2 separate regions of the Homo sapiens genome follow, and region 2 is linked to region 1. Evidence: chromatin loops called from intact Hi-C (ENCODE). Cell type or tissue: natural killer cell. All regions are shown on one strand. Each heading gives the region's core, and the rest is flanking DNA. Links, peaks and the distances in the headings are about the cores only. Region 1 overlaps ITGAE (integrin subunit alpha E). Region 2 overlaps RAP1GAP2 (RAP1 GTPase activating protein 2).

Evidence for each region. A loop is a pair of places that touch in the nucleus more often than their neighbours do. Peaks named below come from ENCODE experiments on the same cell type or tissue, not always from the same donor. Only the 100,000 strongest peaks of a DNase experiment are listed, where the experiment ranks them.
Region 2: a loop joins it to region 1, with 14 times the contacts of the local background. A loop is called at or near these places in 1 of 110 quality-filtered maps.

The regions. Positions count from the first base shown.
Region 1 is chr17:3,761,442-3,777,335 of GRCh38, reverse strand. It overlaps ITGAE (integrin subunit alpha E), which reads left to right. Exons shown (of 31, transcript NM_002208.5): 3 at 13,376-13,467; 4 at 15,354-15,421; 5 at 15,816-15,894. Among named protein-coding and RNA genes, the nearest start is that of ITGAE, 32 kb to the left of the region's middle. RefSeq lists enhancers at 6,567-6,686, 13,558-13,657. In natural killer cell, for the core only: no CTCF peak of the experiment used is centred there; DNase peaks (open chromatin) are centred at 10,365, 11,795, 12,397, 13,815 and 1 weaker place; H3K4me3 peaks cover 998 bases; H3K27ac peaks cover 4,083 bases.
Region 2 is chr17:2,805,352-2,821,245 of GRCh38, reverse strand. All of the region lies in intron 2 of RAP1GAP2 (RAP1 GTPase activating protein 2), which reads right to left. Among named protein-coding and RNA genes, the nearest start is that of RAP1GAP2, 17 kb to the right of the region's middle. RefSeq lists an enhancer at 13,238-13,839. In natural killer cell, for the core only: no CTCF peak of the experiment used is centred there; DNase peaks (open chromatin) are centred at 5,285, 6,075 and 6,455; H3K4me3 peaks cover 1,276 bases; H3K27ac peaks cover 2,716 bases.

The DNA of each region.
Region 1 (15,894 bases), core at 7,782-15,781:
CCCAGCCTCACGCCTCACTGGGCCTCTCCCTGCTCCATTGCCCAGGGGGAGGGTGGACTTAAAGACAATTTTAGTGGCCGGGCACGGTGGCTCACGCCTGTAATCCCAGCACTTTGGGAGGCCGAGGCGGGCGGATCACGAGGTCAGGAGATTGAGACCATCCTGGCTAACACGGTGAAACCCTGTCTCTACTAAAAAATAGAAAAAATTAGCCAGGCGAGGAGGCGGGCGCCTGTAGTCCCAGCTACTCAGGAGGCTGAGGCAGGAGAATGGCGTGAACCCGGGAGGCGGAGCTTGCAGTGAACCGAGATGGCGCCACTGCACTCCAGCCTGGGCGACAGAGCGAGACTCCGTCTCAAAAAAAAAAAAAAAAGACAATTTTAAAATAAAGCATATTAAGGCTCTTTTGTTCCTTATGGAAGTAACACATGTTCAATATAGAACATTTGGAAACAAAAAATAACAAAGAAAAAACTGGGCCTGGCACCGTGGCTCACGCCTGTAATCTCAACACTTAGGGAGGCTGAAGCTGGAGGATTTCTTGAGGCCAGGAGTTCAAGACCACCCTGGGCAACATAGTGAGACCCCCCCAACTCAAAAAAAACCAAAAACTGTCTGGGCATGGTGGTGCCTGCCTGTAGTCTCAGCTACTTGGGAGGCTGAGGCAGGAGGACCACTTGGGCCCGGAGGCCGAGGCTGTAGGGAGCCGTGATTGCACCACTGCACTCCGGCCTGTCTCCAGAACAAAAACCCTGAAACTATGAGGAACAAGCGTGTACTGGTAAGAGGCAGGCTGTGGCTCTGGCAGCCAGGGTTCAGTGGCAGCTTCACCGTGGATTTGCCGCATAGCCTGAGCAAGGTGCTCGGGCCTGAGCTTCAGTTTCCCTTCTCTGCAGTCAGCGTGGGGAACTACCTACTTCACAGGATTGTCGCAAAGACTATTTGAGATAATGCATGTAAAGGGCTTAGCACAGGTTCTGCCGGGCGCGGTGGCTCACGCCTGTAATCCCAGCACTTTGGGAGGCCGAGGCGGGCGGATCATTTGAGGTCAGGAGTTGGAGACCAGCCTGGCCAACATGGTGAAACCCCGTCTCTACTAAAAATACAAAAATTATCTGGGCGTGGTGGTACACGCGCGTAGTCCCAGCTACTCGGGAGGCTGAGGCAGGAGAATTGCTTGAACCTGGGAGGTGGAGGTTGCAGTGAGCCAAGATCGTGCCATTGCACTACAGCCTGGGCGACAGAGCAAGACTCCGTCTCAAAAAAAAAAAAAAAAAAAAAGGGCTTAGCACAATTTCTGGCCACATTAATGCTCAATAAACATTACTTTACATTTTTTAAATATCATCTATACCCACCTATTAGATAAGCAAAATGTAAAATCTGCCAACATTGCTGGTAAGGTTGCGGTGAAACAGGGACGTGTGGGAGTGTGAATTGCGATCACCACCTTGGAGAGCAATTTTGCCGTATCTGGTAAAGCTGAGGATGCACGTGGCCTCTGACACTTCCACTCCCCGATCCCAGCTCTAGAGAAATTCTCAGACACATATAAAAATGTTTGTGTGCCGGGCGCAGTGGCTCACACCTGTAATCCCAGCACTTTGGGAGGCCGAGGCCGGTGGATCACCTGAGGTCAGGAATTCGAGACCTAGGCTGGCCAACCTGGCGAAACCCCGTCTCCACTAAAGATACAAAAAAAAAAAAAATTAGCTGGGTGTGGTGGCGGGCGCCTGTAATCCCAGGTTCTTGGGAGGCTGAGGCAGGAGAATTGCTTGAACCCAGGAGGTGGAGGCTGCAGTGAGCCGAGATCGTGCCATTGCACTCCAGCCTGGGTGACGGAGCGAGACTCTGTCTCAGAAAAAGAAAAGCAAGCAAAAAATGTTTGTGGTAGCATTGTTTGGAATCATGAAAGACTGGCAATATTCCTCTTAGGAAAATGGGAAAAATACTGATATGACTCATGCAATGCAATACTAAAAGCAGATCCCCTGAATGAAGCCAGTGCAATGGTTGTTTACCTGGATCCATCTGGAAACATACCGTGAGTTGAAAAAGGCAAGTTGTAGAATTTAATATACAAAGGTTGGCAGGTGCAGTGGCTCACCTGTAATCCTAGCACTTTGGGAGGTCAAGGCGGGTGGATCACATGAGCCCAGGAGTTCGAGACCAGCCTGGGTAACACAGTGAGACCCTGTCTACAAAAAATATAAAAAAATCAGCCGGATATGGTGGTTTAAGCCTGTAGTCCGTCCCAGCTATTGGGAGGCTGAAGTGAGAGACCTGCCTGAGCCCGGGGGCGGGTGAGTCGAGGCTGCAGTGAGCCGCGATTGTGCCACTGCACTTCAGCCTGGGTGACAGAACGAGACCCTGTCTCAAAAAAAAAAGAAGCAAGTAAGTAAAATATGCATTCCCTCAGATGGCGATGGTGGCCGCGTGCTGATGTAGGAGTGTGTCTGCAGTTAGGAGAAGCTCTGGTGGAAAGGGTCATGAGATCCGAGGCTCATTTGAATTTCCCATGTGTCACCAAAATGACTTTTATTTATTTCTTTACCTATTATTTATTTATTGGAGACAGAGTCTTGCTCTGTCACCCAGGCTGGAGTGCAGTGGTGTAATCTCAGCTCACTGCAACCTCCGCCTCCTGGGTTCAAGTGATTCTCCTGCCTCAGCCTCCTGAGTAGCTGGGATTACAGGCGCCCGCCACCACGCCCAGCTAATTTTTTGTATTTTTAGTAGAAACAGGGTTTCGCCACGTTGGCCAGGATGGTCTTGAACTCCTGACCTCAAATGACCTGCCCACTTCGGCCTCCCAAAGTGCTGGGATTACAGGCATGAGCCACCGCACCTGGCCCCAAAATGACTTCTAGTGCTGTGTTGTTTTAAAGCCAGATCTGGTCAAGGTTTATGTATTACGTATTGCTGTTATGTCTCTGTCATTGATTTCAATCCAAAGCAGTGATTTCTCCCCCATTTTTTTCTGGGTGGTCATAGGGCTTTTCTTGTGCATACTCTCCCACTGAGCGGGCCCAGCCTAGGATGGTTACCTCCTCATCCCACCCCAGCCCACCAGATTGCTTTGCTCCTGGTCAGTGGTCAAGGGTTTCCTTCACACCCAGCACACAGGAGCAAGTGAGCCCAGGGTTCAAACAGGCACTGGGGCAGAGCCAGGTGAGGAGCCAGGGTTCCTGGCTGGGCAGGGCGGGAGCTTTGCTTGAATAGGATGGGTGGGCAGTGGTGGCTCCCGAAGCAGCCTCATAGGCCCTGGGACTTGGGCCTTGACCCTGACAGCCAGGCAGACTTGGATCCTGTGATACTGTGAAATGTATATTTGACATTCCAAGACTGAATATATATTTTACAATATAACAAATAAAAATATATTTGGTCTCAAAATAAACATTTGGTCCCATTATCTGGCATACATGCCTAAAATCTCTGGAATCTCCAAAGTAATAAATGTCTTTTTCTTTGTTAATGAGTTGACGGGGGACCGGCAGCCCCCAGATAGCTTCAAAATGGGGGCTGGTCACTGGAGAGAACCAGGCACGATCAGAGGGTTGGGACTTTCAGCCCCACACCCCTCTTCTGGGAGAGAAGGGCTGAAGGTTTAGTTGATCACCAGCGGCCAGTGATTCAATGAGTCATGCCTATGTAATGAGGCCTCCATAAAACTCAAAAGGACAGGGTTTGGGGAGCTTCTGGGTAGCAGAACATGTGGAAGTTTCTGGAGGGTGGCCCCCGAGAGGGCATGGAAGCTTTGCCCCTCACCCCCACTTTGCCCCTCACCCCCACTTTGCCTTATGCATCTCCTCATCTGTATCCTTTGTAATATCTTTTTTTTTTCTTTTTGAGGCAGAGTCTTGCTCTGCCACCCAGGCTGGAGTGTGGTGGCATGCTCTCGGCTCACTGCAACCACTGGGTTCAAGCGATTCTCCTGCCTCAGCCTCCCTAGTAGCTGAGATTACAGGCGCCTGCCACCACGCCCATCTGAGTTTTGTATTTTTAGTAGAGACGGGGTTTCACCAATGTTGGCCAGGCTGGTCTCGAACTCCTGACCTCGTGATCCGCCCGCCTCGGCCTCTCAAAGTGCTGGGATTACAGGCGTGAGCCAAGGCACCTGGCCTGTAATATCCTTTATAATAAACCAGTAAATGTCGGTAAGTGCTTCTCTGAGTTCTCTGAGCCACTCTAGCAAATTAAGCCCAAGGAAAGGGTCCCAGAAACCCTGATATGGTTGTTTGGTCGAAAGCACAGGTGAAATAACCGGCGGCTGGTGATGGGCCTCGGAAGTTAGGAGCAGTCTTGTGGGACTGAGACCTCGACCTGTGAGGGCTGATGCTACCTCCAGGTGGAGCATGTCGGAATTGAGTTGAACGTGAGGACCTTCAGCTGGAGCTGGTTGCCGAAGGACTGCTTGCCCCGTGTGGAGGGAAAACCCCACCCACCTGGGGTCACTGGACTGTTCTGTGTTGTGAGAGCTGCAGGGGAGACAGAGCTCGACGTTTCCTACATCATTAGAGAGTCCTTTCTGGATCCTGGTTTCATCGGTGCAGTCAAAAGTCTGGTCACTGCCAGGCGCGGTGGCTCACGCCTGTAATCCCAGCACTTTGGGAGGCTGAGGCGGGCAGATCATTTGAGGTCAGGAGTTTGAGATCAGCCTGGCCAATATGCTGAAGCCTTGTCCCTACTAAAAATACAAAAATTATCTGGGCGTGGTGGCGCGCACCTGTAGTCCCAGCTGCTTGGGAGGCTGAGGCAGGAGAATGGCATGAACGCGGGAGGCGGAGCTTGCAGTGAGCCGAGATCGCGCCACTGCACTCCAGCCTGGGCGACAGTGAGACTCCGTCTCAAAAAAAAAAAAAAAAGTCTGCTCACCATTAGATTTAAGTGGTAAGGATGGGGCCAATTCATTCATTCATTCATTCATTCATTCAGCAAGTATGGATGGAGCACTTACTCAGTGCCAGGCAATATTTGGGGAATAAGAGGGAGACATGGTCACTGCCTTCATGGAGCTCCCGGGCTCATGAGGGAAACACAAGCTAGACGATGACAAGAGTGACAATGACCCCACCGAATAACAGCTCTGTTGGGGGACGTCCGAGGTACGGGGGGGCGCATCGAGGCAGGTGTGTTCATCAGCGTCTACTAGGATTTGCAGGGTGACTGGGAATTAGCATGAGAAGGAACGGGAAGGGGATGGCAGGCACAGAGAACAGCTTGATCAGAAGCCTGGAGGCCGGCTGAGTAAGGTCAGGAAACTGAGAAAATCACGTGTGGCTAAAGCTGACAGTGATGAAAAGTAAGCTGGGAGAGTGTGGTGGTGCCTCGTCACCCAGGCACTGAGGGTTTGGAGGAACTAGAGGGTCTGAAGCCGGGAGGGGTGGTGAGGTTTTCAGGGAGTTTTGTGTTGCACGAAGATGAATTAAAGGTCAAGATTGTGTTTGGTTTGGGTAAAATTTTATCAACATGTGCCATACAGAAGAATGCACACCCGGCTGGGCGCGGGGGCTCACGCCTGTCATCCCAGCACTTTGGGAGGCCAAGGCGGGCGGGTCACCTGAGGTCAGGAGTTCCAGACCAGCCTGGCCAACATGGTGAAACCCCGTCTCCACTAAAAATATAAAAATTAGCCGGGTGTGGTGGTGGGCGCTTGTAATCCCAGCTACTTAGGAGAGGCAGGAGAATCGCTTGAACCCGGGAGGCGGAGGTTACAGTGAGCCAAGACCGCAGCATTGCACTCCAGCCTGGGCAACAAGAATGAAACTCTGTCTCTCCAAAAAAAAAAAAAAAAAAAAGAGAAAAATGCACACCTCATAAGCATGCAGCGCAGTGAACATCCGCAGAGTGAAGCACTGTGTAAGCAGCATGCAGATCAAGGGCACGTGAGCTGCGGCGCCTAGGCCCCCTCTAAGCCCCGCACTCCCTTCCAGACACATCTGCTGCCAAGAGTAACCCCCAGCTGACTTTCATCTCCGTGGATTAGCCTCGCCTGGTTTTGCATTTAGTATCAACGAGGCATACGGTGTGTGCCCCGCTACGTCGGGCTCCTCTCTCTCCACATAAGGCCTGTGAATTTCATCCATCGTGTTGCCCCAGGCGGTACTTCTTCTGGTTGCCAGGGTTACATTGTGTCGACAGTACTGATGATTGGCATTTGGGCTGTTTTCTTGGGCTGTGATGAATAGCACTGATGTGCACCTCCTTTTGATGGATGAATGTTCTTTTTTTTTTTTAATCCCTCAGAGTTGATCCCAAAGAATGTACTCATTTTTGGGGAGGGCATATGTGCTCAGGAGTGGGATTGCTGGGTCAGAAGTTATGCAATTGGTTCTGCATTCAGTTTTCCATACTGTTTGTAGGGTGTGAGCAGGTTTCAGTCAGCGTTTTCTGTAACTGTCTCCTGCCTAGTTCCCTCCCACCAATACCCAGCGACCCCACGCCTCAGCTCCAGGTCCCACCGACATTCACAGCCCCTCTCTCAGAAGCCTAAAGGCCAGGGTGCAGGAGAGAGTTTGGAGCCCGTGTCGCAGAGGGCTCTGAGTCCACCAGGGGCTGGGGGAGGGCCCAGCGGGGCTCCCTGAACACCTGCTGAAGCAGAGAGGGGCTCCCAGGCTTGAACACGCTGGGGAGGAGGATGTGGTGGGAGGCACTTCTGGGTTCCTGCTGCAGAGAGTGGGGCCTGAGACCACGGGCCTGCTGCATGGGGCAGGAAGTGCGCTGGCTGGCCAACTCGGGCCTAGAAAAAGGCAGGGGCTGTGCTCCTGCTTGAGAATGACGTGTGCCTCTCACTCACATTGTCTCTCTTAAAATGTAAGAGACCAGGGCTGGCAGCATCATGGGTTTTGGTTGCCACAGAAGGTATGGGTGGGACAGACAGCAGACATGGAAATAGACCCTGAGGGCTGGGCATGGGGGCTCACACCCGTAATCCCAGCACTTTGGGAGGCTGAGGCCGGCAGATCACTTGAGGTCAGGAGTTCGAGACCAGCCTGGCCAACATGGTGAAAACCCATCTCTACTAAAGATACCAAAAAAAAAAAAATTTAGCTGGGCATGGTGGCAGGTGCCTGTAATTCCAGCTACTCAGGAGGCTGAGGCAGGAGAATCACTTGAACCCAGGAGGCAGAGGTTGCAGTGAGCCAAGATCATGCCATTGCACTCCAGCCTGGGCGACAGAGTGAGACTCCATCTCAAAAAAAAGAAAAAAAAAAAAAAGAAAGAAAGAAATAAACCCTGAGAACAGGACAGGTTAGAGCTGGGTGAAGGCAAGATGTGAGCTTCAAGTCAGTGACCAGTTAAAAAGATTGTTAAACATTTAAATACAAAATACTAAATAAGGTCAGGCATGGTGGCTCGTGCCTGTAGTCTCAGCACTTTGGAAGGCCAAGGCAGGCAGATCACCTGAGCTCAGGAGTTCAAGAGCAGCCTGGCCAACATGGTGAAACCCCATCTCTAATAAAAATACAAAAATTAACCGGGTGTGGTGGTGGCACATGCCTGTAATCCCAGCTACTCAGGAGGCAGAGGCTAAGGCAGGAGAATCACTTGAACCAGGGAGGCGGAGGTTGCAGTGAGCCGAGATCACGCCACTGCACTCCAGCCTGGGAGACAGAGTGAGACTCCATCTCAAAAAGCAAACAAACAACGAAAAACATACTAAAGCAATAAATAAAGGCAGGAGATGGACAAGGGTTGCTGGGCTGTACCCAGCTCAGGGTGTAACAGGGCCCCTGTGGCTGCGAGCTGATGGCCAGTCCTCTGTCAGAGCTGGTGGGTCAATGGTTTGTCAGCCACGTGGTCAACAAACCTGCAAACTCCCGGCAGTGGGGGATAAAAGGTGTGGGAAGCAGAGGCAGCTCAGAGGGCCCCAGGCCATGTCATTGCATGATGGCGGCATGAATGGCAGTCTTGGGATCTGCAGTGCGCACCCTGCACAGCTGTTCATGATGGCCTCCTGGGAACGCGCAGTCCAGGTGGGAAGAAAGGGTGGGGGTGGGGTGCTATAGTCAGGGCTGCTGCAGGGCCTGGAGGGGATCAGGCTGCACTTCCTTTGGGAAGGCTTCCTGAGGAGCTGGGGTTTGGGATGATTGCTCTGCAGCAGGAGGGATCGCAGGCAGAGGAAACAGTCCGGGCAGAGGACTGAGGAGGAGAGAGACTGGAGGCGGGTCCAGGCCTGCACCTACCCCACCAAAACGGGGTCTGCGGTGGAGCCCAGTTTTGACCCCACCCTTCCTGGGGGAGCAGGGAAGGAGATGCTGGGTCTAGGGCTGAGGTCGGGGCTGGGGAGAGAGGCAGGGTTGCTAAGGAAGCAACCTAATTTGGGGGCTCAGCTGCAGAGCCGGAACAGAGGAGCAGCTCTCTGCTGCACCCAGCCCTCCGCCCCTCAGCCCTGCCCCAGATGAGCCCCCTCAGCTGTTGCCTGGGCTGTTGTTCAATAGTCACTCAACACTTACTGAGCCCTTGTTCTGTGCCAGGCATTGCTCCAGACCCTGGGAATAACACAGTGAAGAAGATAGACAAGATCCTTCGGGAGCCTACTGTCTCGTGGGGAGACAGATAATAGGCACTATCAGATGATGGCAGGTTCTGAGAAGGAAATCAAACAGGGTGATGTGAAGCAGAGTAACTGGGTTGTGAGGCACGGCTGGGTAGAGAAAGCATTTATGAGGAGGTGACAGGCGAGGCTGGGGAAGGAGAATAAGCCAACCTTGGGGAGAGTGGAAGGTGAGGGCTCTGGGAATAGGAAACAGCGCGGTGGAGGGAACAGTGCCGTGGAGGGAACAGCGCCGTGGAGGGCCTGAGGCAGGAAATGCTGGCGCTGGTCACCCAGGAACTGGGGCTGCCACTGACAGAAGGGACATTGGTGTAAACTACATGAGTGGGCCAGGTGCTGTGGCTCATGCCTGAAACTCACTGTAACTCACTAGGCTCACTCCCAGCAGTTTGGGAGGCCAAGGCAGGAAGATTACCTGAGCCCAGGAGTTCGAGACTAGCCTGGGCAACATGGCAAAACCCCATCTCTACAAAACATAAGAAAATTTGCCAGGTGTGATGGCACGCATCTGTGGTCCCAGTTACTTGGGAGACTGAGGTGGGAGGATCGCTTGAGCCTGGGAGGTCAAGGCTGCAGTGAACCGTGATCATGCCACTGTACTTCAACTTAGGTGACAGAAGGAGACTCTGTCTTAAAAAAAAAATTACATGAGTAAATTAAAAACCAAATAAGTGGGCCAGGCACAGTGGCTCACTTCTATTAATATAGAAGTTTTCTTGTAGTTTTGGAGGCCAGAAGTCTGAAAAGGTGTCAGCAGGGCTGGGTCCCTTCTAGAAGCTCTGGGGGAGAATCTGTTTTCTTGCCTTATTTGGCTTCTAGAAGCTGCCTGCATTCCTTGGCTCACGGCCTCCTCCTCCTCAAGCCTGCAGCATAGTAAGCTTTGCATCTTTCTCTGACACTTTGGAAGACCAAGGTGGGAGTGCTTGAGCCCAGGATCAGCTTGGGCAACACAGTGAGACTTCATCTCTATAGACAAATTAACAAAATTAGCTGGGCAAGGTAACTCGCTCCTGTAGGCCCAGCAACTTGTGAGGCTGAGGTAGGAGGATTGCTGAGCCCGGGAGGTCAAGGCTGCAGTGAGCTGTGATCACACTACTGCACTCCAGCCTGGACAACAGAGCAAGACACTACCTAAAAAACAAACAAACCCCACAAAATAACAGGAGGCTATTACCATCAACAAGGCAGGACGATGATGGAAGGAGCATCTGGAGAAGAGTTGCTTTCTAGAAATAATTTGGAGAGTCAGGCACGGTGGCTCATGCTTGTAATTCCAGCACTTTGGGAGGCTGAGGTGGGTGGATCACCTGAGGTCAGGATATCAAGACCAGCCTGGCCAACATGGTGAAACCCTGTCTCTACTAAAAATACAAAAATTGGCCGGGTGTGGTGGCTCACACCTGTAATCCCAGCAATTTGGGAGGCCGAAGTGAGTGGATCACCTGAGGTCAGGAGTTCAAGACCAGCCTGGCCAACATGGTGAAAACCCCATCTGTACTAAAAATACGAAAATTAGCTGGTCATGGTGGCGGGCGCCTGTAATCGCAGCACTTTGGGAGGCCAAGGCAGGAGAATCGCCTGAACCCAGGAGGTGGAGGTTGCAGTGAGCCGAGATCGTGCCATTGCACTCCAGCCTGGGCGACAAGAGTGAAACTCCATCTCAAAAAAAGAAAAAAAAAAAAAAGAATTTGGAGAGAGAACCAACAGGGTTGGCAGGTGGATTGGATGTAGGGCATGAGTGAAAACACGACGAAGTGAGGATGCCTCCTGGGTTTTGCCTTGAGAACTTAGTGGTTGCTGGTGCCATTTGCTGTGGCGGGGAAGATGAGAAGAAGCAGGCTTGACAGGAAAGACCACAGGTTCTGTTTGTTTCCTATCGACGCTGTAACAAGTTACCACAAATGTAGTGGCTTACAACAACACAGGTTTATTATTATTATTATTATTATTATTATTATTATTATTATTATTATTATTATTATTTTGCACTCTTTCACCCAGGCTGGAGTGCAGTGGTGAGATCTCAGCTCACTGCAACTTCCACCTCCCAGGTTCAAGTGATTCTCCTGCCTCAGCCTCCCGAGTAGCTGGGATTACAGGCTTTCACCACTATGCCCAGCTAATGTTTGTATTTTTAGTAGAGACGGGGTTTCACCCTGTTGGCCAGGCTGGTCTTGAACTCTTGACCTCAGGTGATCCGCCTGCCTCGGCCTCCCAAAGTGCTGGGATGACAGGTGTGAGACACTGAGCCCAGCTGCAAGTTTATTATCTTGTAGTTTTGGAGGTCAGAAGTCTGAAAAGCTATCAGCAGGGCTGGGTCCCTTCTAGAAGCTCTGGGGGAGAATCTGTTTTCTTGCCTTTTTAGGCTTCTAGAAGCTGCTTGCATTCCTTGGCTGACGGGCTCCTCCTCCTCCTTAGGCCTGCAGCATAGCAAGCTTCACAACTTTCTCCGACTCTGATTCTCCTGCCTCCCTCCTAGAAGGACTTTTGTGATTACACTGGGGCTTTACAGCCCAGCCAGGACAGCCCTGGGGGCTTCTGGGATGGGAGAGGCCTCCTTGGGAGGCTCCCAGCATTCCCTGCAGTCTCGCCACTTCTCCCCTCTGCCTGCCTCAACGTCCCCCTGAGTCCCTGCGGCTCGCCCATGCCACCGTTTTCGGGGCCTCCCTCATAGAAGGACCCTTGTGATTTCACTGAGCCCACCTAGATAATCCAGGATAACCCCCCCATCTCATGATCCTTAATTTATTAACTCACATCTACGAAGTCCCTTTTGCCATAAAAGGCAACATATTCACAGGTTCTGGGGATTAGGACGTGGCCTTCTTTGGGGGGCCATTATTCTGCCTACGATAGCAGATGGAGAGGTGGGAATTTCAGCCGTTATAGGTGTATTGAAGCCATGGGCTTGGAAGGGATCACTAGGGAGAGTGTGCCGGCAAGGAAGACAGTGACCCAGCCCCCAGATCCTGGTGGCAGATAGAGGTCAGACCGCGAAGGCACCAGCGAAGCCTTGAGGAATGAGGAGAGAGTAGGCAGAAATCTAGAAAAAAGTGTTCGAAGGAGATGGTTACTCATGTTTGGGGCTTCTGAGAGGTTGAGGAAGATGAGGACAGAGAGCGGTCCGTTGGATGTGGCATTGTGGGGGCCCCTGGTGACCTTCACAGGAACTGACTCAGAGGGTGGGAAGTCAGCTTGGGGTGGGTTCAGTTGTGGGTGGGCGGATGGACGCACAGGTGCAGACTTTCTTATTATTCTGTAAGCCATGCCGATACGTGAATATATTTCATAATGTATTAAAATGTAGAGTGATAGGAGTTGAGGAAGTGGAGACGGTATCTCATTTCTGCCCCACCTTCCTGTGCTCTTTAGTCTGTCCCAACCCACTGTAGCCACATCATGACCTTTTTTTTTTTTTTTTTTTTTTGAGACAGAGTCTCGCTCTGTCACCCAGGCTGGAGTTCAGTGGCGTGATCTCGGCTCACTGCAACCTCTGCCTCCTGGGTTCACACCATTCTCCTGCCTCAGGCTCCCGAGTAGCTGGGACTACAGGCACCCGCCACCACGCCCGGCTAATTTTTTGTATTTTTAGTAGAGACGGGGTTTCACCATGTTAGCCAGGATGGTCTCGATCTCCTGACCTCGTGATCTGCCTGCCTCGGCCTCCCAAAGTGCTGGGATTACAGGCGTGAGCCACCGCGCCCGGCCTCATCATGAGCTTTTGAAAGCACAGCTAATCATGTGCTTCCCCTTTATAAAGTCCTCCATGACTTCTACTGCCCTCTGCAGAAAGACCTTGGACTTGGTTCACTGTTAACCACCAAGCCCCTCGTCCCCTCCCCACCATCCCCTATGACAACCCCCGGAGCTCACTGTCTGTCTCAGGACAGCCCAGTTCTCCTGGGTAACGTGGATGGTGAGAATGTTGAGGCTGTCCCTGGAATCTGCCGTCTCCCTGGACTGGGCCTGGGTGGGGGCAAGAAGTTTGCAGTCAGGAGGCGCAGCTCTTGAGGCTGCCTTAATCAGGCTGAGGCAGCCACCCCCAAACCTCCAGTTCTTTTATTTATTTATTTATTTATGAGACGAAGTCACACTCTGTCCCCCAGGCTGGAGTGCAGTGGCGTGATCTCCGCTCACTGCAACCTCTGCCTCCCAGGTTCAAGCAATTCTCCTGCCTCAGCCTCCTGAGTAGCTGGGACTACAGGCACACGCCACCATGCCCGGCTAATTTTTGTATTTTTAGTAGACACGGGGTTTCACCATATTGATCAGGCTGGTCTCAAAGTCCTGACCCCAGATGATCCACCTGCCTCAGCCTCCCAAAGTGCTGGGATTACAGGCGTGAGCCGCCGCGCCCGGCCTCCAAACCTCCAGTTCTGACTGACCCACAGGATAGGGGCACCAGCGTACTCTTCTCAGGAACTAAGGCCAGGCAGGGCAGGCCCCCTGGGTGGCCCACGAGGAAGCCAGCACTGCCCCCAACAGAACCAACCCCAACGCTGGTGGTTTTCTGGCCTCCCCATCCCTGTCCCCATAAGAGAGCAGAGTTTTTATTAACCATCAGTATCACCCCTTCTTTGTCAGGGTGGGCAGCAGGCAGAGAGGGGTTGCATTTAACCATTTCCTGCCTGGTGCTGTGTAGAAGCAGAGGTTGGGCAAATGTCTTCCCCATAATCCAGAGTCTGGGCTAGGAATCTGCCGGCCAGACAGGGAGCTTGTGAGTGCAGGCAACTGGAATGGGAAGGGTGCTGGGCAGGCAGGGAGAAGACGAGGAACATCAGCCAGCTCAGCTTTGCAACCTCCCCTCCCACTCAGGCTCCTGGTCACCAGCCCCAGAACCAAGAGGACACCAGGGCCCCTCCATCGATGTTCCCTTGTCCAGGATGAAATCCTTTGCCATCCTGTAGGTAAGTCAGCCCCAACTCCAGGGAATGCTCCCCAGGACCCCCTTTCTAGCAAAATCCCCCTCATCTAAACTCAAACCATTCCAACCCCAGCCCTGCCTCATCCAGCCCGTTCACCCCTAGACTCCAGCATAACCCACAGCAAGATTCCATCCCAATGCCCAGTCCCACCCCAACCCAATCCTAATCCCCAGCCACCTTTCCTGACACAGTCCTAGCAACAGAAATGATACCTACAGCGTATTGCGTGCCCACCCTGTGCCCGGCAGTCCTCTGAGTCATTCTGTTTTCATCCTCAAAACCGCGCCATTTATAAGAGAGGAAGCTACAGTTCAGAGAATGTAGGTCTTTTGGTTGCCAGTATGACAAAGTTCACACTTTTAGTGTTGGTGGCTGATTCGAAACTCTAGCCCTTCCTGATGCAAGTCATCACACCTCAGTGCAATTCACCCCCTACATATTCAGTCTAACTGTGGCCACCCTAGTAACTAGCATGGGGCCTGACATATATTAGGTACTCAATAAATGCCATTTGAATGAATGAATGAATGAATGAATGAATGAACCTGATTCACTCATTAAACTCTATCCATCCTACCCAGTCAAACTCAGGTCACAGATTTACTGACAACCTCTTGGCTATATATATATAAATAAATAGAATCCTTGTCTTGTCTGAGGCTGGGCGCCGTGGCTCACGCCTGTAATCTTAGCACACTGGGAGGCCAAGGCGGGTAGATCATTTGAGGTCCAGAGTTCGAGACCAGCCTGGCCAATATGATGAAACCCCATCTCTACCAAAAATACAAAAATCAGCCAGGCGTGGTGGTGCATGCCTACAATCCCAGCTATTTGGGAGGCTGAGGCAGAAGAATCGCTTGAACCCAGGAGGTGGAGGTTACAGTGAGCTGACATTGCACCACTGGACTCCAGCCTGGGCAACAGAGCAAGACTGTTTAAAAAAAAAAAATCCTGCCAGGCACGGTGGCTCATGCCTGTAATCCCAACACTTTGGGAGGCTGAGGTGGGCCGATCATGGGTCAGGAGATCGAGACCATCCTAGCTAACACGGTGAAATCCCGTCTCTACTAAAAATACAAAAAGAAATTAGCCAGGTGTGGTGACGGGCACACGTAGTCCCAGCTACTCAGGAGGCTGAGGCAGGAGAATGGCGTGAACCTGGGAGGCGGAGCTTGCAGTGAGCCGAGATTGCGCCACTGCACTCCAGCCTGGGCGACAGAGCAAGACTCTGTCTCAAAAAAAAAAAAAAAAAAAAAAAAAATCCTTGTCTGAGAGGCACTGAGTTGAACAGACTCAATCTCAGTCCAGCAGGGTTGACTGAGTGATTCCATGACTGAAAAATAAGACAGTATCCTGAGGCTGACAGTGGGGAGGACGAGGAAGGAGCTACCATTTCTGCCCCTGAGGCTGGGGGCAGTAAGATTCCCCAGGATGGGTCTGTGAGGCTGGGGGGTTCCTTGGTCCACACAGCCAGTCCCACGGTATCTTGCACATTCCTTGGCACTTACATACCCACCAGGCAGTGCTTCTCCACCCACCTGCCCGACCAAACCCACTGAGGAAAAGCAGCAGGCATCCGCTGTTGCTGGACGCCCATCACCACGCTCACAAGGCTGGGCACAGAGCAGACGTCAATGGGCACGTGTTGAAAGGGTCAGCAAATGAGCCCCGGGGATGGGCACTCGGCCCTGAACGTGTCCAGTCCTGACCTTGAAGGCCCCCGCTCTAGCTTTCTAGAGGCTTCTCTGAGTGGCCAACAGTTCCTCATGGGGGCCTGACCAAGGTGGCTCTGTGCCCTCTGACCTTGGCTTCGGGTCTCTGCCTCCCAGAGTCCCCTCCTCCTCCTCACCTGGGCTTAACTTTTTCAGAGCATGTCCCCATCCCCAAGGGGAGGCACCGGGGAGTGACCGTTGTCCGGAGCCACCACGGTGTTTTGGTGAGTGCAGGAGCGAGAGGAGGGAGGGCCTTAGGGAGGCTGGTGCTAGCCCTCGTGGTTGACCCTGGTGTTGAGACCAGTTCTGACTGCCATGCTGTTCCCGAGGCTGAGTCTAGCGTCTCCCTGGTGCCAACCCCAGGGCTGACTGTAGCTCTGACCACCCTGATACCAGGGCTGACCTAGGTATTCCCTGTGACCCAGCACACTCCTGCAGGTGTCGGCCTCGGCCTTGATGCCAACACTGACTCCTACACCCGGTGAGGGGTGGGCCAGCTCTTCCTGTGCCCCCTGCCTGGTTGAGCCACTGAGTTCTGGAATGGGGGTGAGAATGTGGCTGTGGCTCGGGAATCGGGAGGTGACCTGGTGTTTCCCCACCCTCTCTTCCCTCCCACAGATATGCATTCAAGTGCTGGTCCGGCGGCCTCACAGCCTCAGCTCAGAACTCACAGGCACCTGTAGCCTCCTGGGCCCTG
Region 2 (15,894 bases), core at 2,729-10,728, 950 kb after region 1:
AGTGCTATTTTTAAAGAGGGGAAAAAAGAATGTAGCAATATATGGAAATGCTTGTGACACAGAAAAAGGGTGAAGAGAAGCGCATCCCTGGGCCTGTGGAGAGGGACTCGAGGGAGGCTCAGACACAGCGATCTGACAGTGGAGCCATGAGGGTTTCCAAGCGCTTATTCAGAGATCTGTTCATGTTTGTATAATAAAGAATAAAATAATAGGCAGGACGCGGTGGCTCATGCCTGTAATCCCAGCACTTTGGGAGGCCGAGGCAGGCAGATCAACAGGTCAGCAGTTCGAGAGCAGCCTGGCCAACATAATGAAACCTATCTCTACTAAAAATACAAAAAAAAAAAAAAAAACCATTATCCGGGCCGTGGTGGCGGGCACCTGTAGTCCCAGCTACTTGGGAGGCTGAGGCAGGAGAATTGCTTGAACCCGGGAGGCGGAGATTTTAGTGAGCCGAGATCATGCCACTATACAGAGTGAGACTCCGTCTCAAAATAAAATAAAATAAAATATGCTTCTGTCACTCAAATCAACATGAAAATCAAACATCAGTGAGGACGTGGGGAATGGGAATCATAGAATTGGGAGCAGTGAAAATACTAAGTCCTCTTTTTTTTTTTTTTTTTGAGACGGTGTCTCTCATTGCTGCCCAGGCTGGAGTGCAGTGATGAGATCTCAGCTCACTGCAGCCTCTGCCTCCCGTCTTCAAGTGATTCTCCTGCCTCAGCCACCCTAGTAGCTGGATTACAGGCACCCGCCACCACACCTGGCTAATTTTTGTGTTTTTAGTAGAGACGGGGTTTTGCCATGTTGGCCAGGCTGGTCTCGAGCTCCTGACCTCAAGTGATCCGCCCACCTTGGCCTGCCAAAGTGCTGTGATTACAGGCGTGAGCCACCGCGCCCAGCCTAAGTCCTCTCTTGAGGGCAATCTGGCAGCATCCAGTAGAGCTGCGACCCAACAGCCCCACCTCTAGGTACCCCTCATGACCTCACACAAACGCACAGAGGGCCAGGCAAGGGGAAAGCCACTGCCTGCAGCATTGCTTGCAATATCAGAAAATGGAAACGACCTAGGTGTCCAGCAAGAGGGGATCAATGGGGGATACAAAAAAAATGTGATCTATTTGTACAAATTAATATGCATGGCACCAAAAAGAAAAAACTAGGCCAGAAGTGGTGGCTCCCGCCTGTAATCCCAACACTTTGGGAGGCCAAGGTTGGAGAATCATTTGAGCCCAGAAGTTTGAGACAGCAAGATGGTGAAACCTCATCTCTACAAAAATTTCTTAAAAACTTAACCAAGCATGGTGGTGCATGCTGTAGTCCCAACCACGTGGGAGGCTGAGGTTGGAGAATCACTTGAGCCCTGGGGGTATTGAGGCTACAGTGAGCCAGGATCACACCACCTTGAGCAACAGAGTGAGATCCTGTCTCAAAAAAAAAAAAAAAAGGAGAAAGAGAGAAGAAACTAGATCTATCACCAGGCGCTGAGGCTCATGCCTGTAATCCCAGCACTTTGGGAGGCCGAGGCAGGTGGATCATCTGAGGTCAGGAGTTCAAGACCAGCCTGGCCAAAAAACCCCGTCTCTACCAAAAACACAAAAATTAGCTGGGCATGGTGGCATGCACCTGTAATCCCAGCTACCCAGGAGGCTGAGGCAGGAGAGTCGCTGGAACCCGGGAGGCAGAGGCTGCAATGAGCCGAGATTGCACCACTGCACTCCAGCCTGGGTGACAGAGCAAGACTCCGTCAAAAAAGAAAAAAAAAAGTGTGTGGTGGCATGCTCCTGTGATCCCAGCTGCTTGGAAGGCTGATGCAAGAGAATCACTTGTACCCAGGAGGCAGAGGTTGCAGTCAGCCAAGATCCTGCCACTGCACTCCAGCAGAGCAAGACTCAGTCTCCAAAAAAAGAAAAAAAAAAAAAAAGCAAGGCATGGTGGCTCACATCTGTAATCTCAGCACTTTGGGAGGCCAAGGCAGGCAGATGATGAGGTCAGGAGATCGAGACCATCCTGGCTAACACGGTGAAACCCCGTCTCTACTAAAAATACAAAAAAAATTAGCCGGGTGTGGTAGCGGGCGCCTGTAGTCCCAGGTACTTGGGAGGCTGAGGCAGGAGAATGGCGTGAACCTGGGAGGCGGAGCTTGCAGTGAGCCAAGATCGCGCCACTGCATTCCAGCCTGGGCGACAGAGTGAGACTCTGTCTCAAAAAAAAAAAAAATAGACTTTACAACCATGTGGACAGACACACATGCAGAACGATAATGGTAATATATCCATCCTGTGTCTGCTACATCCCCTCTCTGTTCTAAGCACTAGACATGTATAAACTTACTCAGTCTCCAAAACAACCCTTGCAGTAGGTTTCAGGCTTTGCTATTAGTCCAGTTTCAAAGATTAGAAAAGGGAGGCATGGAGAGATGAAGGAACCTGCCTGAGGTCTCACAGCTGCTGCGTGTCAGAGCCAAGATCTGAACCCAGGCAATCTAGCGCCAGAACGCCACCTCACACAAATTCAAAAGGATGTCAGGTATGTCCCTTTTTAATGCACACAAAAACTATAAATGTTTCTAGATACCTGTGTATGAATGTGAAAGCATTAAAAATGTGGGCTGAGGCCGGGCACGGTGGCTCACACCTGCAATCCCAAAACTTTGGGAGGCCAAGGCAGGTGGATCACTTGAGGTCAGGAGTTCAAGACCAGCCTGGCCAACATGGTGAAACCCCATCTCTACTAAAAAAAAATACAAAAATTAGCCGGGCGTGGTGGCACGCACTTGTAATCCCAGCTACTTGGGAGGCTGAGGCAGGAGAATTACTTGAACCGGGAGGCGGAGGTTGCAGTGAGCCAAGATCGCACCACTGCACTCCAGCCTGGGCAACAGAGACTCCGTCTCAAAAATAAATAAATAAATAAATAAATAAATAAATAAATAAATAAATAAATAAAGTGGGCTGAGAGAAAACACAAAATTCCTGCTAATGGTAGCCCCTATGGATGGAAGAAATAGAGGAACGGAGGCAAGCAGAAATGATGACCGGAACTTAACTTTATGTGTGTGTTTTATTTCTTTAATTTTAAAAAAAGCTAAAAAAATTAAACATAGAGGCCGGGCGCAGTGGCTCACGCCTGTAATCCCAGCACTTTAGGAGGCCGAGGAGGGCAGATCACGAGGTCAGGAGATTGAGACCATCCTGGCTAACACAGTGAAACCCCGTCTCTGTTAAAAATACAAAAAATTAGCCAGGCGTGGTCGTGGGCACCTGTAGTCCCAGCTACTCGGGAGGCTGAGGCAGGAGAATGGCATGAACCTGGGAAGCAGAGGTTGCAGTGAGCTGAGATTGTGCCCTACATTCCAGCCTGGGCAACAAAGCCAGACTCCATCTCAAAAACAAAACAAAACAAAAACAATTAAACATAGAGGCCAGACGCAGTGGCTCATGCCTGTAATCCTAACACTTTGGGAGGTTGAGGCAGTTGGATTGCCTGAGGTCAGGAGTTCAAGACCAGCCTAGCCAACATGGTGAAACCCCGTCTCTACTAAAAATACAAAATTTAGCCGTGTGTGGTGGCAGGCGCCTGTGATCCCAGCTACTTGGGAGGCTGAGGCAGGAGAATCACTTGAACCAGGGAGGCGGAGGTTGCAGTGAGCCGAGATCATGCCACTTCACTCCAGCCTGGGCAACACAGTAAAACCCTGCCTCAAAAAAAAAAAAAACTATACATAGAATTGCCATACGATCAGCAATTCTGCTCCTAAATAGATACCCAAAAGAACTGAAAACAGAGACCCAGATATTTATACACCTACGTTCACTGTGGCATTATTCGCAACAGCAAAAAAAAATTGGAAGCAACTCAGATGTCCATCAGTGAACACATGGATAAACAAAATGTGATACATGCAACAATGGGATATTATTCAGTCTTAAAAGGAAAGGAAATTCTAGGCCAGGCATGGTGGCTCACCCCTGTAATCCCAGCACCTTAGGAGGCCGAGGCAGGCGGATCACCTGAGGTCAGGAGTTCAAGACCAGCCTGGCCATCATGGCGAAACCCTATCTCTATCTCTACTAAAAATACAGAAATTAGCCTTGTGTGGTGGTGCACACCTGTAATCCCAGCTACATAGGAGGCTGAGGCACGAGAAACGCTTGAGCCTGGGAAGTGGAGGCTGCAGTGAGCCAAGATCATACCACGGCAATCCAGCCTGGGCAACAGAGCAAGACCCCATCTCAAAAAAAAAAAAAAAAAAAAAAAGGAAATTCTGACACACGCTACAACATGGATGAACCTTGAAGACATTATGGGAAGTGAAATAAGCCAGACACAGAAGGACAAGTACTGTGTGATTTCACCTATACACAGTTCACCGAGCAGTCAAATTCATAGAAACAGAAAGCAGAATGGTGGCTGCAGGGTGCTGTGGAGATGAGGGAATAGGGAGTTATTATTTAATGTATACGAAGTTTCAGTTTGGGATGATGAAAAACTTCTAGAAATAATGGTGATCCTTGCACAGCATTGTAAATGTACTTAATGTCACAGAATGGTGCACTTAAAAATGCTTTAAATGGTAAGTTTTATAATATGTATATTTTAACACAGTTTTTTAAAAAGACTTTGATGTAATCCCAGCACTTTGGGAGGCCGAGGTGGGTGGATCACCTGAGGTCAGGAGTTCGAGACCAGCCTGGCCAACATGGTGAAACCCCATCTCTACTAAAAAATATAAAAATTAGCCAGGTGTGGTGTCGGGCGCCTGTGATCCCAGCTACTCAGGAGGCTGAGGCAGGAGAATCGCTTGAACCCGAAAGGCGGAGGTTGCAGTGAGCCAAGATCGCGCCACTGCACTTCAGCCTGGGCGACAGAGTGAGACTCCGTCTCAAAAATAAATAAATAAATAAGAGGGTTTGATGAAAATGAGAAAAAATGTTAACAAGTGTCAATTCTGAGTCATGAGTACTCAGAGGTTTGCATGTCATTATCCTAAGAAAAAAAAAAAACAAAACAAAACAGCACCTCTGTATGGTCAGCAATGTGGAAAAAAGGACCTTAGCAGGCAGGATGCCCCCGGAGCCGGCTCGGGCCTCTTCCAGCTCTTCCCTCCCCCGCCTATTTTTACCAGATTATGGTTGCTATGGAAACAAGGGGCACCTTGGGCTCCCAGAGCTCAGCCCAGGTGCTGCTAACTCAAGGAATAAGGTCAGAGTGTGAATCAAATAAAAACCCGCTTGTCTGGGCCTTGTGTACACACACGTCTGCCCTTCTGACCACGTCCAGCCAGTGACTGCGTCCACGCATGTACCACAGGGATGCTCTGTCCTCAGCAGGGAGGCCTGGGTCCCGGTACACAATGCTCAGTGTGCCTGCGTAGGTACGCCTGCAGGCACGAGGGCACATCGCACAGTTACACGTGTGTGACCGCACAGCCCAGGACTGTTGTTAATATCGGAAATGGGGCCGGGTGCGGTGGCTCGCGCCTGTAATCCCAGCACTTTGGGAGGCCAAGGTGGGCGGATCACCTGAGGTCAGGAGTTCAAGACCAGCCTGGTCAACGTGGTGAAACCCCATCTCTACTAAAAATACAAAAATTAGCTGGGCGTGGTGGTGCGCGCCTGTAATCCCAGCTACTCAAGAGGCTGAGACAGGAGAATCGCTTGAACCGGGGAGGTGGAGGTTGCAGTGAGCTGAGATTATGCCACTGCAATCCAGCCTGGGTGACAAAGCGAGACTCTGTCTCAATAATAATAATAATAATAATAATAATAATAATAATAATAATATCAGAGATGTTAAGGCAGGTTACATGTGTTGAGCACTAGGTACCAGGCACTCTGTTCCCATTTCACCTGGATAATCTCATTTAAGCCTCACAACAAGCGCACCCACGTGCAGGTACTGTTATTATCCTCAGACAAAGAAACTGGGGCACAGAGAGGTTGCGCAGCCTGCCCCAGGTCACCCAGAGTACGTGAACCTGACTGCTGGAGCCGCACTGTGGGGGAAAGTGCTTTAAACGGCACTGGTTCCCGTGCAGCTGTGAAGCCAGCTGCCTCATCAGCAGCACCTCAGCGCTGGTAACACACAGGTTTCCTGGGCCCCACCCAGGCTGATGAGGCAGAATCCCCAAGCCCCAGGGTGGGGTCCGGAAGCTGCATTTTAACGAGGTCCCCTAGGTGATTCTGTACTGCAGCCAGGGTGGGCAGCCATGGGTCCAGCCTACGTTCAGCTGCCTGACAGGGTTGAACAGGGCATGGCAGGGTGGGACAGGGGCTGTCCCTCCCAAGTCCCGTTCCCGAGCTCGTAGAACAAAGCTCCTCAATTCCACGGGGCGTCTGCTGGTGGCAAAGCACCGAAGAAAGGGGCAATGGCTGCCGTCAACCCTCCCCCCCAACACCCCAGGGCAGGGCTACAAAAGTCAGTTATGTGGCTTTGTGGTCTGCCAGGCACGGATTTCCGCCCACTCCACCCTCTCAGAATGAGCTGGGTGTTGGGGTTGGGGGGGGTGGTACCACACTGCGGTAACCTACTGGTTCACAGCTCAACCCAAGGTAGGGAGGGGACAGCCACCTCACCTGGGTAACAAACAGTGAGACAGCCCGAGCTGGGCACGCTAGAGGCTCCCACGGTCTCAGACCCCAAGTGGGGAGGAACTCAGACAGAAACCACCAGATCCCCACGGCGCGGGAGGAGCTGCATGTGACCTGAGGTTCCGGCTGCCCCAGGGGCACAAGGAAGAGAGCCTTCCATGCCGATGGGGAAGGGGCTGTGCGTGGAGGAAGCTGCATGGAAGCTGGCCCTGGAAGGACGGGCAGGTTGTGACCCTGATGCTGACAGGGAAGGGGCAGCAAAGGCATGTTCCCTGTGGGCAGAGCAGCACAGCCACAGGCGAAAGTGCCCAGCCACACACAGCAAGTTCCACCCTCGGGCTGCAGCTGAAGATCAAGAGGAGGCACGATTGTGAGAAAACAAAACCAGAACTGACAGAGGCACAGAGAGGTTAAGTAACTTGTCCAAGGTCACCCAGCTGGTAGAGTCAGGATTTAAACAGAGGCTGCCTGACTGCCAAGCCCACAAATCAATCAGTAAGCTGGGGTCCCCACTTGGTGTCCTTTGCCCCTTTTCTTCTGTGAATATTTGAGAATGCTGTCAAGGTGAACCTACTAGGCCTAGAACAGTAGTTTTCAACGGAGTCGGGGAGATTTTATACCACTGCCCCAGAAATAGAGCAACGTCTGGAGACATTTTCTTTTTTTCTTTTCTTTTTTCTTTTTTTTGAGATGGAGTCTCACTCTGTTGCCCAGGCTAGAGTGCAATGGTGCGATCTCGGCTCACTGCAACCTCCGCCTCCCGGGTTTAAGTGATTCTCCTGCCTCAGCCTCCCGAGTAGCTACGATTACAGGCACGTGCCACCATGCCCGGCTAATTTTTTGTACTTTTTTAGTAGAGACAGGGTTTCACCATGTTGGCCCGGCTGGTCTCGACGAACTCCTGACCTCAGGTGATCCACCTGCCTGGGCCTCCCAAAGTGCTGGGATTTGTGAGCCACCATGCCTGGCCTGGAGACATTTTCATTATCACAGTGAGGGGTGGGTTGTGGGCATCTTGTGGATACAGGCTAGAGAGGCTGCGCAACACCCTACAACGCACAGGATGGCACCGTAAAACAAAGAGTCAGCCAGCCTCAAATGTTACCAGAAGCCCTGGCCCAGAGGGCTCACGCCCACCAGGAGCCCATTTTAACATCCAGCCTGACCTGAGTCATTGCCCAACCACTGACGGTCACCACACTTGTGTATCCCTTGGGGAAGTGCTTCCCAGGTTTGGCTGCCTATTGGAATGAACGGGGGATCTTTTAAAAGTATAGTTGGGCACCGCAGCTCACGCCTGTATTCCCAGCACTTTGGGAGGCTGAAGCAGGCAGATCACGAGGTCAGGAGTTCGAGGTCAGCCTGGCCAACATGGCTACTAAACCCCATCTCTACTAAAGATACAAAACATTATCTGGGCATGGTGGCATGCACCTGTAATCCCAGCTACTCAGGAGACGGAGGCAGGAGAAATCGCTTGAACCTGGGAGGCGGAGGTTGCAGTGAGCCAAGATTGCACCACTGCACTCCAGCCTGGGCGACAGGGCGAGACTCCATCTCAAAAAAAAAAAAAAGTACTGATGCTGGGTTCTACCCTCCGACATTCAGATTTAATTGGAACTGGGTACAACCTGGGCATCAGAATTTTTTTTTTTTTTTGAGACGGAGTTTCACTCTTGTTACCCAGGCTAGAGTGCAATGGTGCGATCTCGGCTCACTGCAACTTCCATCTCCCGGGTTCAAGCGATTCTCCTGCCTCAGCCTCCTGAGTAGCTAGGATTACAGGGAACCACCACCACGCCTGGCTAGTTTTTGTATTTTTAGTAGAGACAGGGTTTCATTATATTGGTCAGGCTGGTCTCGAACTTCTGACCTCAGGTGATCCACCCACCTCGGCCTCCCAAAATGCTGGGATTACAGGTGTGAGCCACTGCGCCCAGCCGGCATCAGAATTTTTAAAAGCACCTCCAGGTGAAACCAAATTGTAGAAAAGTTTGAGAACCACCGTCCTGGGGGAGGGAAGGAAGGAACAAACAAACTATTTGCTGTGACCCAAAGACAGCCCCCCACCAGATGGGGGCTGGGGGTCCCTACACCAGCATCCTGGCATGAGAAGCCCATCAGAGTCAGCACTATCAAGGTCTGCCTTCGGGCCAGCGTCTAGTAATAGGGAAGGCAGAGCTGGAGCCAGCTTGAGGGATGAAGAGTTAGTCACAGCTGGCAGAGACCGGAGGAGGAGGTTAATTAGAAAGCCTGTGTCACTGGGCAGGAGATAATGGGCCTGAACCGGGAGACAGGAGGAACCACCCCCCCATGACTCAGAGGCTTCTCAACCCAGTGACAGAAAAGAACTGGATCTGAAAGAGAGAAAAGGTTAATTGAGAGTCAGTTCAGTCTGGGAACAGAGCCGAAATGACCAGCCAGCCACTGAGGTCGGGGCAAGAGCACTGTTCTTGGGGATGACCTGGGGAGAGGGACTTGGGAGTCAGCCACAAAGAAACAAGAGCTGAGGCCTAAGGAGGTGAGCAGAGCAGAGGGTCCGGCTGACTCTGGTCTGCAGGGTAGGCTGCGGCCAGCTCTGTTCTTTAAAGTCTGCAGTTAGTTGTCAAGATTTTGTCTAAAACTCCAGATTTCCGGCCAGGCGCAGTGACTCATGCCTGTAATCCCAGCACTTTGGGAGGCCGAGCTGGGGGGATCACCTGAGGTTGGGAGTTCGAGACCAGCCTGGCCAACATGGTGAAACCTCGCCTCTAGTAAAAATACAAAAATCAGGCCAGGCGCAGTGGCTCACGCCTGTAATCCCAGCACTTTAGGAAGCAGAGGTGGGCGGATCACCTGAGGTCAGGAGTTCGGGACCAGCCTGCTCAACGTGGTGAAACCCTGTCTCTACTAAAAATACAAAAAATTAGCCAGAAATGGTGGCGCATGCCTGTAATCCCAGCTACTCGGGAGACTGAGGCAGGAGAATCACTTGAACCCGGGAGGCAGAGGTTGCAATGCACCAAGATCGTGCCATTGCACTCCAGCCTGGGTGACAGAGCGAGACTCCGTCTCAAAAAACAAAAAAACAAAAAAATACACACACAAAGAAACGGATTTCCAGCTGCTGTTATAAAATGGAAGATCCGCTAAGACAGGCCAGCATTCTTGCAGTGCCCAAGAGCTGAGGGTCCAAGTCAGAAAGCAGCAAGGATGGAGCTGATGGAGAAGCAGGAAAAGAACCAGGGGCCAGCACGTCACAGACGACAAGAGCAGCCCCTCACGTCCCGACCCTGCCCTGACCACCTCTGTGTTGTCCTATCGCAAGTTAGCAGCACCCCTGCTCAGGGTCTCAGCTTACTGATCTGTAAATAAGGAGGGTGAGGCCCATCGCCTCTAGCTGTCCATCCTCGTGTCCATGGGGCTCCTGCAGGGTGCCTGCAAAACCTGAACCCTTCCGACAAAGATCAGCCCAGGCAGGTGAGGAATCCCAAATATAGCTGCAGAGGCCGGGGTGACCAGCCAAGGGGAGGGAAGGGAAGACTCAGGGTGAAAAAGCAGCCTTCCAGTGTCTGCAGGGCTCTTAGTGGAAAGAGGGGTGAACCTTGTTGAATGGGGGTAAGTGGGGACGTGCGGGCCAAGGGTCAAGACTGGACCGAGCAATGCAGTTACAGAGATTCCAGATGAAAACAGCGGTCAGCTTCGAGCAAAGTTGTACTACAATAAAATAGGCATCCATACAAGGTAATGAGCTCACTGTCCCCACAGGTAACCAAGCTCAGCCTGGGTGACTAGTTTTAGGGGCACAGGAGATTTGCATAAAGACTAATTTGACTTTTGTTGGCCAGGCGCGGTGGCTCACGCCTGTAATCCCAGCACTTTGGGAGGCTGAGGCGGGCGGATCACGAGGTCAGGAGTTTGCGACCAGCCTGACCAACGTGGTGAAACCCCATCTCTACTAAAAATACAAAAATTAGCCGGGTGTGGTGGCGCATGCCTGTAATCCCAGCTACTCAGGAGCCTAAGGCAGGAGAATCACTTGAACCTGGGAGGCAGAGGTTGCAGTGAGCCAAGATCGTACCATTGCACTCTAGCCTGGGTGACAGAGCGAGACTCCGTCTCAAAAAAAAAAAAAAAAAAAAAAAAAAGGGTGGGGGGACAGGGGAGGGATAGCATTAAAAGACATACCTAATGTTAAATGACGAGTTAATGGGTGCAGCACACCAACATGGCACATGTATACATATGTAACAAACCTGCATGTTGTGCACATGTACCCTAGAACTTAAAGTATAATTAAAAAAAAAAAACGACTAATTTGACTTTTTAAATCTCAAGCCCTAAGATTCAAAGACTCTAGAGATCTGGGGGTCTCTCCTGAAGGTTCCCCTCTCCCTCTCCCAGCGCCCCCAGGGAAGGCCATCGGGGATTAGGTTCTGGACTCTGCCTCCCAGGGAGGGAAGGCCGGGGTGGTCCAGACAAAGCTCGCAAGGTCCACATTTGCTCCCCTCGCCCTTCACCAGGGCCTCAGCCCTCTGTCCAGCCCTAGCAACTCCTGCTCCACACACAGCCCCCGGTCCCAGCATAGCCTCACCCAGAGCCTTCTCAGAGGCAGAGGAAGGAACTCCTGGGGTGGGGCGGGGGGAGGGGAGGGTCCCAGCACAAGCCAGAGGGGCCACTGACAGCCCCTATTGACACTCACATCCCCAACTCCCTGCTAGCTGCCCCAGAGGAGCCAGCGGGAGGAAGGGGATAGAAGGTGCCACCCCGCTCCCAGACACCAGCGTCGTCTCTGTACGGCCCCTGAGGGCTGCTTGGGCCCCTGTCCATCAAGAGCCTCTCCCGCGGTGGCTGGAGAGGGGTGTCCTGACACACCCATGGGTCTGCAGTGTGTAGACAAGAAGCACCAGGGGGTGCACAATCTGGGGAGGCACGAGTCTTTCTCCAGAGCCAAGTGGGAGCAATTCTTCCCCGGCCTTGGCCAAATCCAGCTCCCAGCGAGCCGGGCAGAGCCCTCTGGCCTCTTCCACAGGACCGTGAGTCTTCCCATCCAGGCCAGGCCAGCAGGCCTCTGGGCCTGGGGAGACCAGCGAGGAAGCCCAAGTGCATGGCCAGAGGCCTGGGGGTTCATGAGGACCCGGGGAGCTGAGAGGGGTGAGGGGGGCCTCCGGGGATGGTTGGGTCTCGGCTGGCGGGCCACAGGCCACCCGGTCCACATTTTCCTCTCCGGCGTCCTTGCCCATACCCTCACACTCACACGGTTAGCCCTGTCCATGGGACCCACAAGGACCATGCCACTCCACCAGCCACATGGAAAACACCCTCACGGGCTCCGTGAATAGGCAAAGCCCCTCCTGCCCACTGTCCCACACTCATCTCAGAAGAGCCCCAATTCCTGGTACCTACTGGCCAGGGCTGCCAGCCGGCTCCCTGCCTGCCCATCAGCAGATACCCACAAGACCTGGCCAAGTCCGGGGAGCTGTTTGTCCAATGAGAAACCAGAACAGGGACTCACCAGGGCTTCCTGGGCATGGCAGGGACTGGCCAGGAGGAGGGCCAGGAGCACATGGGTCTTGGAGTCTGCAGACCTTGCCGCCTGGCAAATGGTACCTCCAGGAGCAGCCCCGGTGCCTGGTAATGAAATCAAGCCAACCACCGGCTAAGCGCTCGCCTTCCCTGCTTCTCCCTGCAGCCACGCACGCCCCGAGACTCCAGATCCCAAAACAGGCATGTTCATGGTTACCATAGGAACTCGCTAAAGCCAAAAAAGGCACCACATAGGCACCCACATGGGCCCTCAGCGCTCACGTCCACCTGCATGGGCGAGCGTGCACACACGCCTACACGTATCTGCACACACCCACATGCCCCCACACATGCCAACACTGTCCTCAGGCACAGGGCCCATCCTGAAGAAATCAACGAACCAGAGTCTGCCACTCAAGACAGAAATGGGCACATTCTCCTCGACCCACCTGGAGGGTATCTAACAGTGGGTTCTGTGGTGTGGCCAGCTGTCAGTCACAAGGGCGGCCACACCGGCCAGTGCTCACCTGGAACTCACCTGCCAAAGGCACCCAGGAGCCGAGCCGGGCCAGCGAGGGGACGCCGTGCAGCTGCTTCCCAGGCCGCAGACCAGCCCCCACGGCCCTCAGGATGCTGCTCTCTCCTCTGCCCCCTTCCACAGGGCAGGAGGTATATGGTGGGTCTCAGACAGACCAAACAGGAGAGTGGAAAGTGGAGGGAAGATTTTACATTCAGAGTCTTACTCCCTCCTTCCCCGCCCAAACTGCCCAAACTCGCTAGTTCTCCGTCTCCATGAATGGGACCAGCATCCACCCAGCGCTCACAGGAAGCCTTCTGAGAGTCCTCAGCTGACCCTTCTTCTCACCTTCACCCACACCTTCCAAACCAGCTCCAGGCAGGGAAGGCCACTCCCTCCAGCCCCATGCTATTATGGGACTTTCTCCTGAGCTCAGCTCAAAACGGGGTCCTTGTCACACCACCAAGAAAGATTAGGCTCTTGGACACGACAGAAGGGTGAGAACAACGGGATTTACTGGGCGAAAGGAAAAAAGCTCAGCAAAGCAAGAGAGGTTCCTGTTAACAGGCCTCCATCTCACAGGTTGGATCCCCAGGTTACCACCTCCAAACAGGAATGGCCAGGATCCTCCCCGCTGGAAACAGTGCGAACTTCCCGAGGCCTCACCCCAGGGCGCAGGCCAGCGGAGGGTCTCCGGGGACCTCTTTACGTGGCTGTCTCAATATCCCCTCCTGGCCGCCCTGCCTCCTCTCTAACCCCTCCAGTCAGCCAGAGGGGCTCTCAGACTCGAGCTCACCATAGCATTCCCCTAGTCCTAAGCCCTTTGATCCAGCCCCACTTCCAGCATAGCTCACCTACCCTCCCAGACGTGGCCTGCCTTCCCCCAGCCCCCTGCACTCCCACCCTCGCTTCTGTCTGGTAATAGTAACTGCTCCCAGGTCCCACCTGCTGAAGCTGCTTCACGCCCCACTGCCTTCGTGAGGGTCGGGCTACCTGGAGTGCATTCTCTCCTCCCTGCTGACCTTACGCACCCCTGGAGACAGCTCAGGCATCACCAGGTCTCCAGGAGGCCCCCCTCCATCCTTTCTGTGGGCATCGCAGCCCTTGTCCCGTGCCATGGCAACTGTCTCCCTGCAGAGTGTAGGTGCCCAGTAAATGTAGGCTGAACTGACTCAGCTGTCTACCCCCAAAAACCTCAAGCTCCCCCTGTCCTTGACAACCCCAGCAAACTCTCAGCAGATGCCCTAGGTGTGTAGGAGAAGAGCAGACTAAGATGAGTTGGCCCCAGAGGGTTCTAGAACATCGTAGTGGTGCCTCAAGAATTCTTGTAATCTACAGTAAACAAAGACCCAGTGGCCAAAGGTGGGGGAATGAATTGGTAGGTGTGGCCTTCAACTGGTGAATGAAAAGAGTCATTAAATTGGAATCAACGGCCGGAGGCGGTGGCCCAAGCCTGTAATCCCAGCACTTTGAGAGGCCGAGGCAGGCGGATCACCTGAGGTCGGGAGTTTGAGACCAGCCTGGCCAACACGGCGAAACCCCGTCTCTACTAAAAATACAAAAATTAGCCACAAAAACGTGCCCCATGTTGTGCATAATTCTCACAGCATGGGGAGGGAAGCCTGAGTTTAAAGGGTTGTGGCAGACCAGGCACAGTGGCTCATGCCTGTAATCACAGCACTTCGGGAGGCCGAGGCAGGTGGATCGCTTGAGGCTAGGAGTTTGAGACCAGCCTGGCCAACATGGCAAAACCCCGTCTGTACTAAAAATACAAAAAAAATAGTTGGGTATGGTCCTGAGGCAGGAGGATCACTTGAACCCAGGAGGCAGAGGTGTCACAGTGAGCCAAGATCATGCCACTGCACTCCAGCCTGAGAGAGAGTGAGACTCTGTCTCAAAAATAATAATAATAAATAAAAATAATAATAATAGACCAGGCCCAGTGGCTCACACCTGTAATCCCAGCACTTTGGGAGGCCGAGACAAGTGGATCATCTGAGGTCACGAGTTCAAGACCAGCCTGGCCAACACAGCGAAACCCCGCCTCTACTAAAAAAAAATACAAAAAGTAGCCGGGCACGGTGGGCCGCACCTGTAATCCCAGCTACTCGGGAGGCTGAGGCAGGAGAATCGCTTGAACCCAGGAGGTGGAGGTTGCAGTGAGCCGAAATTTCACCACTGCACTCCAGACTGGGCGACAGAGCGAGACTCCCTCTCAAAATAATAATAATAATAATAATAATAATAATAAAAAGGTTGTAGCAGAGAAGAAATCAAGCTTCCTGGCTGTGGCAAGCCCCTGCTCTCATGGACAATGTCTCCAGCAGCTGACACTGGAGTCCCCAGGGACCTAGGAAAGCTGCCCGGAGACACACTGAGCCCTGTCCTTCATGGCCCCTTCATTTCTAGCAGGATTTTCAATTCTTAGCTGGTTAAATCTGAAACTTAGAATAGCGGTGGCTGTGTGGTATCTTCTGGCCAAACCACAGTAGAACTGACATGCTGGCCCAGCCAAGCAGGAGCTCCTCCAGGCCCTCCCCGTCCTTCTCCTAGGGAAGAAATCACAGAGCACAGCTGCACCCAGGTCCCATCATGGGCTTCATCCCTCTCCAGAGGTGCCACTTCTAGGGACCAAGGGCTGCAGCCACCCACTTAAATTTAAGCTGGATTTTTTTCCTACAAGGCAATGGATTTTAGACTTCCCCACCCCTCAGGAGTGTGCATGAGAATGTGCTCCAGCAGTGGAGACAGGCTACCCTGAACCATTCACGTGCTCACTCCAGGCCACCGCAGCCAGCCCCTGTGCATGACGGTCACCTCAGGTAGCTGGAGCCCATGCAGCAGACAGACAGACAGACACACACACACACACATACACGCATCTCTTTCTTTAGCAAAGATGCAGGGGTCTCTGTGGAGAGAGCACAGAGGGTAGCAAAAAGGAGCAGAGGTTTTGGCCAGGTGCAGTGGCTCACGCCTGTAATCCCAACACTTTGGGAGGCTGAGGTGGGTGGATCACCTGAGGTCGGGAGTTCGAGATCAGCCTGGCCAACATGGTGAAACCCCCATCTCTACTAAAATACAAAAATAATAATAATAATAATAATAGCTGGGCGTGGTGGTGCACACCTGTAATCCCAGCTACTTGGGAAGCTGAGGTGGGAGAATCGCTTGAACCCAGGAGACGGAGGTTGCAGTGAGCCGAGATTGCACCACTGCACTGCAGCCTGGGCAACAGACCAAGACGCGGTCTCAAAAAAGAAATAAAGGACAAGA